2 separate regions of the Homo sapiens genome follow, and region 1 is linked to region 2. Evidence: chromatin contacts called from ENCODE Hi-C or POLR2A ChIA-PET data. All regions are on one chromosome and are shown on one strand. The core of a region is the stretch at or near the end of the contact, and the rest is flanking DNA. Distances in the headings are between cores, read along the strand shown.

The links. A loop is a pair of places that touch in the nucleus more often than their neighbours do. ChIA-PET counts read pairs that join two places held with the same protein, here RNA polymerase II (POLR2A). Pooled maps may share reads with other maps.
Region 1: a pooled map of right cardiac atrium shows a loop between it and region 2 (2.3-fold over the local background). The contact joins the promoter of CCR4 here to the enhancer-like site in region 2. A Hi-C loop is called at or near these places in 1 of 50 pooled maps. POLR2A ChIA-PET finds 5 or more read pairs at or near these places in 2 of 52 experiments (WTC11 and activated T-cell).

What each region holds. Positions count from the first base shown.
Region 1 is chr3:32,950,017-32,953,534 of GRCh38, forward strand. It overlaps CCR4 (C-C motif chemokine receptor 4), which reads left to right and starts at 1,628. Exons shown (of 2, transcript NM_005508.5): 1 at 1,628-1,674; 2 at 3,356-3,518. The coding sequence starts at 3,407.
Region 2 is chr3:33,391,056-33,394,336 of GRCh38, forward strand. UBP1 (upstream binding protein 1) reads right to left here. Exons shown (of 16, transcript NM_014517.5): 14 at 2,257-2,399; 15 at 1,508-1,559. It also overlaps a transcript of FBXL2 not described here. Among named protein-coding and RNA genes, the nearest start is that of UBP1, 48 kb to the right of the region's middle. Within about 2 kb of position 1,801, at least 5 of the 41 ENCODE cell types and tissues checked have a DNase peak (open chromatin) inside an H3K27ac peak, as active enhancers do.

The DNA.
Region 1 (3,518 bases), core at 378-2,877, 440 kb before region 2:
TGAGATCATGCCACTGCACTCCAGCCTGGTGACAGAGCAAGACTCCTTCTCAAAAAAAAAAAAAAAAAGCCAGTAGTAACTCCCTCCCACCCCAAGCTAAAATGTCTCCAGATATTGCTGTATGCCTCAAGGAGGCAAGGAGCCTGAGTTGAGTGCCTCTACTCTCTACTCTAACTCGTGCATTCTCAGTAGAGGCAATATTGCCCCCAAGATAAAACTTGGCTCTTGGAGGGAGAAAAATTTCATACTCATTTTATGTATAAAGCACAGATATACATACACTGTATAAATAGATATATGGTATGTTTGTAGCATTAAAATTTTATGAGGGAGTGTTAGGAAAAAAAGTCTCAAAAGACTCCTTGGGGCAAGTGATAATGAAAAAAAAGAAGGGGTTCCCTAACACCATTCTAGCTCAGTGTTTTAATTTCTATTTATGCCAATTCCTTAGAAAGAATGATCTTTATGGCTCTTTTAAGCTGAATCAAAGAGCTAAGCAACAGTTGAAACACAGGGAAAGCATCTGGAAGTTGCCAAAAAGCTGAGGCTATGAGAGACTTAGGGCTCATGTCAGCCCCTCGCTTATGACTGCTACCCACATCCAAAGTGAAGATCAAGACCTCAGCCAAGACCACTGCCAATGAAGCTCCGCAATCCCCAAGCAGAAGGCGCTTGGGTGAGGGGTCTTCCTGACTCAAAAGGACTTGAAGCTATGTTGCCAGGCCACTTCACACTGGTTTGAGGCCATGTCAACTATTGAATCAAAGAATGTGGTTGGCTGATGCCTTCCAAGTCACTCACAGACACATACATTTGGACAAATTTTTCTCTTCTCTCTTCTTGAATATCCTTTTTCTTGACTATCTCTGGCCTTCCTTCTCACCCTGGCCTCTCAGATCCCAGTTGTCAGGAGAACATTGCACATCTTGATTGCTGGCCCCTGCATATCCATGATGAGAAACTAGCAAACAGGTTGCTGATCCAAAATGTAGAGATCATTGCTACCGCATATGGCCAGTTAAATGGAATTTTTTTTTTTAAACTAAAAAGCGAAAAAGGAGTGGCTGATTCCTGTAATCCCAGTGCTTTAGGAAGCTGAGGTGGGAGGATTGCTTGAGGCCAGTAGTTCAAGATGAGCCTGGGCAATATAGCAAGACCCCTATCTCCCCAAAAATTAAAATTAGTCAGTCATGGTGGCTTGCACCTCTAGTCTCAGCTACTTGGGAGACTAAGGCAGGAGGATCACTTGAGCCCAGGAGTTCAAGGTTACGGTGAGCTATGATTGCACCACTGAACACCAGTCTGGGTGACAGAGTGAGACCCTGTTTCTTTAAAAAAATCTCTTTTTTAAAAACCAACAAATACATTTTTGTATTTTTAAAAAAACTAAAAATCTTTTTTAAAAAGAAAATGACTTCATTTTTTTTCTTAATCTTTTTTTGGCACATCTTCTTGGCCTTCGGTCTTGGGAAATGACTAAGAATCATTTTCTGCTTCCTACTTCTATCAAAAAACCCCACTTGAACTTAGTACAGTTGGGTGAGGGAGATAACTCGTGCTCACAGGAAGCCACGCACCCTTGAAAGGCACCGGGTCCTTCTTAGCATCGTGCTTCCTGAGCAAGCCTGGCATTGCCTCACAGACCTTCCTCAGAGCCGCTTTCAGAAAAGCAAGGTAAGCAGGGACGGGGACATTCCCAGGGTCTTGGGTCGCACACTGCTTTCTGGACCTGGCTGAGATGCTCAGGCCCCTCACGAGTCTAGGGCTTACACTTGGCACCTACCTTGCAGCCCACACACCTTCTACCTGTCCCCACACCCTCTGAGCCCTCATCTGATGGGCACTAATTTATGCAGGACTCTCTTCCTGCACACATCTGGCCTGAGTCCACATGCCCCAAATAAATAGATCATTTTCATAAAAAATATACACTTGTCTGCTTCTTGCTTCTAGCAAGACTCCCAGGCAAGAAATACCACACACGCAAGGCCTACAGAATAATTCCAGACACTTACCAGCTGTGTCTCCTGGCTTTTTGTTCTCCTGATAATTTCCTAACTCCTCAGCCTTGTTTATGCCTTTCATTTTCACTGGTAAAATGGTGGAGAAAGACTAGAATTGTTAGTCATTCAACAAACTTTTTTGGAGACTCTGTGATGTAACAGGTGTTCAGTATCTATTTGCATGAGTAAACCAAAATCTTTTTTCTTTCTTTTTTTCTTTTTCTTTTCTTTCCTTTTTATTTTTTATTTTTTTTGAGACAGGATTTCACTCTGCTGCCCAGGTTGAAGTGCAATGGTGCCATCATAGCTCACTGCGCCTTGAACTCCTGGGCTCAAGGGATCCTCCTGCCTCAGCCTCCTGAGTAGCTGGTACTATCAGCACGTACCACCACACCCAGCTAACTTTTAAAACAATTTTTTGTAGAGACAGGGTCTCCTTATGTTGCTCACGCTGGCATGGAGCTCCTTGGCTCAAGTGATCCTCCCTCCTCGGCCTCCCGACGTGCTGGGATTATAGGCGTGGGCCACTGCACACCTGGCTTCAAAAGCCCTTTCTTGAGAAACACAGTTTGGGCATTGGGTGTGTGGTGGTGGGGGTGTGGGGAGAGATCGAATGTGAATTTACTGACGAATGTGAAAAGGATTTTAACAAGGAATGTGAGGGTCCCACAAAAGCCTCAAGAAGGAAGCAAGGGAGTGGCCTTGAGTCGGAAAGCCCTTCAGCCCTGAATTGCTCTGATACACATGTCAGCATGTGATTAATTTTAAGAAGATTTCAACCTCTTTATCTGCCAATTTAGATAGGAAGTGAAGGTGGTTGGGGAGGTAGAGGTTTTATTTCTGGCTGTGATGTGTGTTTTCTAGATCCATCAGGTGAATTCCCACTCTAATAGGATTCTGTGCGTAGAATTGATTTTTACGTGCAGTTTGATGATGATCATGATCATATAAAATACACCCAATTGAGAATTGTTCAACTGATTTTGTCATCCCTGAAAGTGATTTCAGTAACCCCAGACTATGAAATATCTTTTTGAAACACATCCTCAAAGAACACCTGCTTGAAAGGGGGTTTTACGATCCTCACTTACAAATGAGAGAACTGAAGCTCCTGGCAGAGAGGTAAGAAAATTAGTGAGTGCCCAAGCTGGAATCTGAAACAAATCTTTCTGCCTCCAAAGCCCAAAATTATTTCGTCTGGCTGCAGGGCCCTGTGAGTAATCGAGCCCTTCATCTTGGGAAAGGCATATACAGACCTGGAGCAAAACAGTACGCAGCCATGCTCTGCATTTAGCAATACTTTGGTTTATTTTTGTTCTCACAGAAATCTCCTTTGCTCTTCCCCTCATTAGCTGCTTCTGGTTGGGCCCAGACCTGCCTTGAGGAGCCTGTAGAGTTAAAAAATGAACCCCACGGATATAGCAGACACCACCCTCGATGAAAGCATATACAGCAATTACTATCTGTATGAAAGTATCCCCAAGCCTTGCACCAAAGAAGGCATCAAGGCATTTG
Region 2 (3,281 bases), core at 551-3,050:
AAAACTGTACTGCTGTGAAAACAAAAGACTGAGCAGAAGGGTACTAGGCTAAAGATGTTTCTGAAAGAGTGAACCAGTTCAGAGTTAAAACTCAGCCTTGCAGGTAACCTGATGGCATACGCAACATGTGAGGCGCAAAATAAAATCAGTATTTCAGTAGTCTGGGGACACCTGACACACATGACATCTCCCTCTTCTAGGGGCAGCTTTTGTGCTAAGACCGGATTTGGATCTTAGCTCACCTGACTTTTAAAACAGTCTATGAATGTATGATCTCTTCTCAAATAATTTTACATTTAGGAATCCCTCCTCTTTAATGTTGGAGCCACCTAAGCCTGGTCCTGGCTCTTTTCATATTCTCTCCCTAAATGACCTTAACAACTTCTACAGCTTTGAGTCACTGCTGATATGCTGAAGGTTTCCAAATTTACATCTCAAGCCCAGGCCTCTTCTCTGAGCCCCAGACTGGTAATAGTCAACTGCCTACTTGACATTTCTACATATCCAAAATCAAACTCTTGGTTGATTTACCCCAACCATACTTACCTCTTCAATGAGATCACCATCTGCCCAGTTACTTTCCACAGAAAATAAGGTGTCAGAACTATTCCTCCCTCAAAAGTGGAGCCCACTGGGACCCTGTCTATAAACGTGTAAGATACCATCACCTTTCACCTGGATATCTCCTGCCTCGTTTTGCCACCTTCTCATCTGTCTCCACAGAGTTGTGAAAGTGAAAGAAAAATCTAGTCACATTACTACTCCTTTGTTTAAACAACTTCAGTGACAACCCAATGCATTTCAAGTAAATCCGAACTACCATCATCATCCGGTCCCCGCATGCCAGACCCGGCCTCCTGCTTTGATTTGCCCTGATCCGCTCACCCTCACACACTGCATGGCACCTACATGGCCCACTGCCAGGCTTTCCAAGAAGCCAGGTGTTTTCTTTGCACACAGCCCCACGTTGCCTGGGGATGCTAATCCAATGGCCAGCTCCCGCTTCTTCTCATTCTTCAAGTCTCAGGATTAATAACACCTCCTCAGAGAAGCCTTGCCTTACAGTTTCATATTCCCCTCAACCCAGATCTCCCTTATCCATAAGTACCCCCACACTTTCCTGTTCCTTCATGGAACTTAACATATTGGGAATTTTGTGTATCTCTTGGCCAATTTTGGTTTGCTTTCCCCAATAGGAGTTTCATGGATTCTGTTTTATTCAATAGATCCACTGAGCGACAGAAGCACGGTGTCTGACACAAAGTGCTCAGTAAGACGTTGGCTGAATGAATTGAGATTTTTTTTTCCAGTCATCTAGAAAGACTGACTCCTCTTCCTTATATGCTAATTTCTGTTACAACCACTAGAAATATTCTCATTTATCAAACTTTCTTCTTAAAATGAGTAAAGCAATCATTTTAAAGAATAAACACGAGAGGCACTAATTAGAGGCACACACCATCTCTCATGATTCCAGCATTTTAAGACACACACACATGCAAAGTACCTTTTACTGTGGAGAATAAAAAACAACTCTCATCTTGAAAATTCTGAACCATCTGGAAGGATAAAGTAAATGCGTAAGTACAATTAAGATCCAACTGTCGTTTCTTAAAATGATTTTAAAACAGTAAATATTCTTCTCAAACAAACACAGGACTCAATGGCCAAAACGATAATTCATGAAGGCAGTGTGAGGCAGCAAAGATGCACACGTGCTGCACTGCCTTGTGTTCACTATGCCTGTCCATAATGGTCCCTGAGAGACCTGGTCAGTCACCCATGTGACCCACAGGGGCACATTCCCTGCCGGCTCCAGTGGATGATGACTCGAACAAAAATTGCATAAAGTGCTCTTCTATTATTACTTGCCACCAATCACTAGGGGAAAAATTATATATCTTACATGTTTTTTTAAATTAGTCATCAAATAATAGACAAAAGGAAAACACATCCAGTGACTCACCTCATAAAAAGGGCCAAAGCCTGCCACTATCCCTAGAGTGCCCCAGTGATTGGCTGCATCCTAAAGGGCTGGGGGGAGGCTAAGCCAGTTTTCCTTGGCTTGTATTCCATATTATCACTAGGATGCCTGAAACTCTTGGTTATAAGTTCTTCCAAAGTGATTCCCAACTCTCTGAAAATGATTCTCATAAGTATTTTCAAAAGAGGTCACAGAATTTTTCTACAGTTCTACAATTACATGTATAAAAGTAAATACCAGTCTGAAAAGGAAAAACAAATGATTTGATTTACCTGATCACTAACAAGAATGTGAATACCGGTGGGACCCTGTCTGTAAACCTGATTAATTTGGTGGAGAGGGATATTAAACACCAGCGCAAGTTTTCGAGCAACTTCTGAGGCAATCATTTCTTCCAAGTAGATTGCATGATAAACTGAAATTAAAAAAAAAAAAAGAAAAGCATTTTAACAGTAATCTTTGATCTGTTTTCTGCCTGATCTGTAGGATCTGTACGAAGGTCACACCTTTCAAAGTACCAAAAAAGTAAAAAAACATTTTAAATGGGAATAAACTATTTCTTTCCCCCATCTTACTACCTTGAAATCTTGAACTACCAATCTAAAACGTAAGAATACATTATTTATATCCACAAATATAATTTAATAAACATTAACAGAAATCCCTGGACAAAAAGATTTGAGGTTTGAATTTTTCTTCATATTTTTATTCAATGAATATAGTTTCATGTATTCAAAATTTAAAAACAGGAATTGGCTGCAAATGGACATGGGGGATCTTCTTGAAATAATGGAACTCAAACTGAATTTTGACAATGGCTGCCAAACTCTCTAAATTGGCTAAAATACCATTATATACTTACAATGGGAGGACTTTATGGTATGTAAATTATGCCTGAAGAAAGCTGTTTTTAAAAATAATATATACTTCATGTATTTCTAGCAATATACAAAAAGAACCCTAAAAGAGTCATAGTTCTTTTTGTTTATTTTTTTAAGACAGTGTCCTTTTTTGTTGCCCAGGCTGGAGTGCAGTGACACAATCACAGCTCACTGTAGCCTCTGCCTCCCAGGCTCAAGCAATCCTCCCACCTCAGCCTCCTAAGTAGCTGGGACTATGGTGGGGGCACACGCCACCATGCCTGGCTAATTTTTATTATTATTATTATTATTATTATTATTATTATTTGTAGAGACAGGGTTTCACCATGTTGCCCAAGCTGTCTCAAACTCCTGGGCTCACGCAGTCTGCCCAGTTAGGCCTCCCAAAGTGCTGGGATTACAGGCGTGAGCCAGCA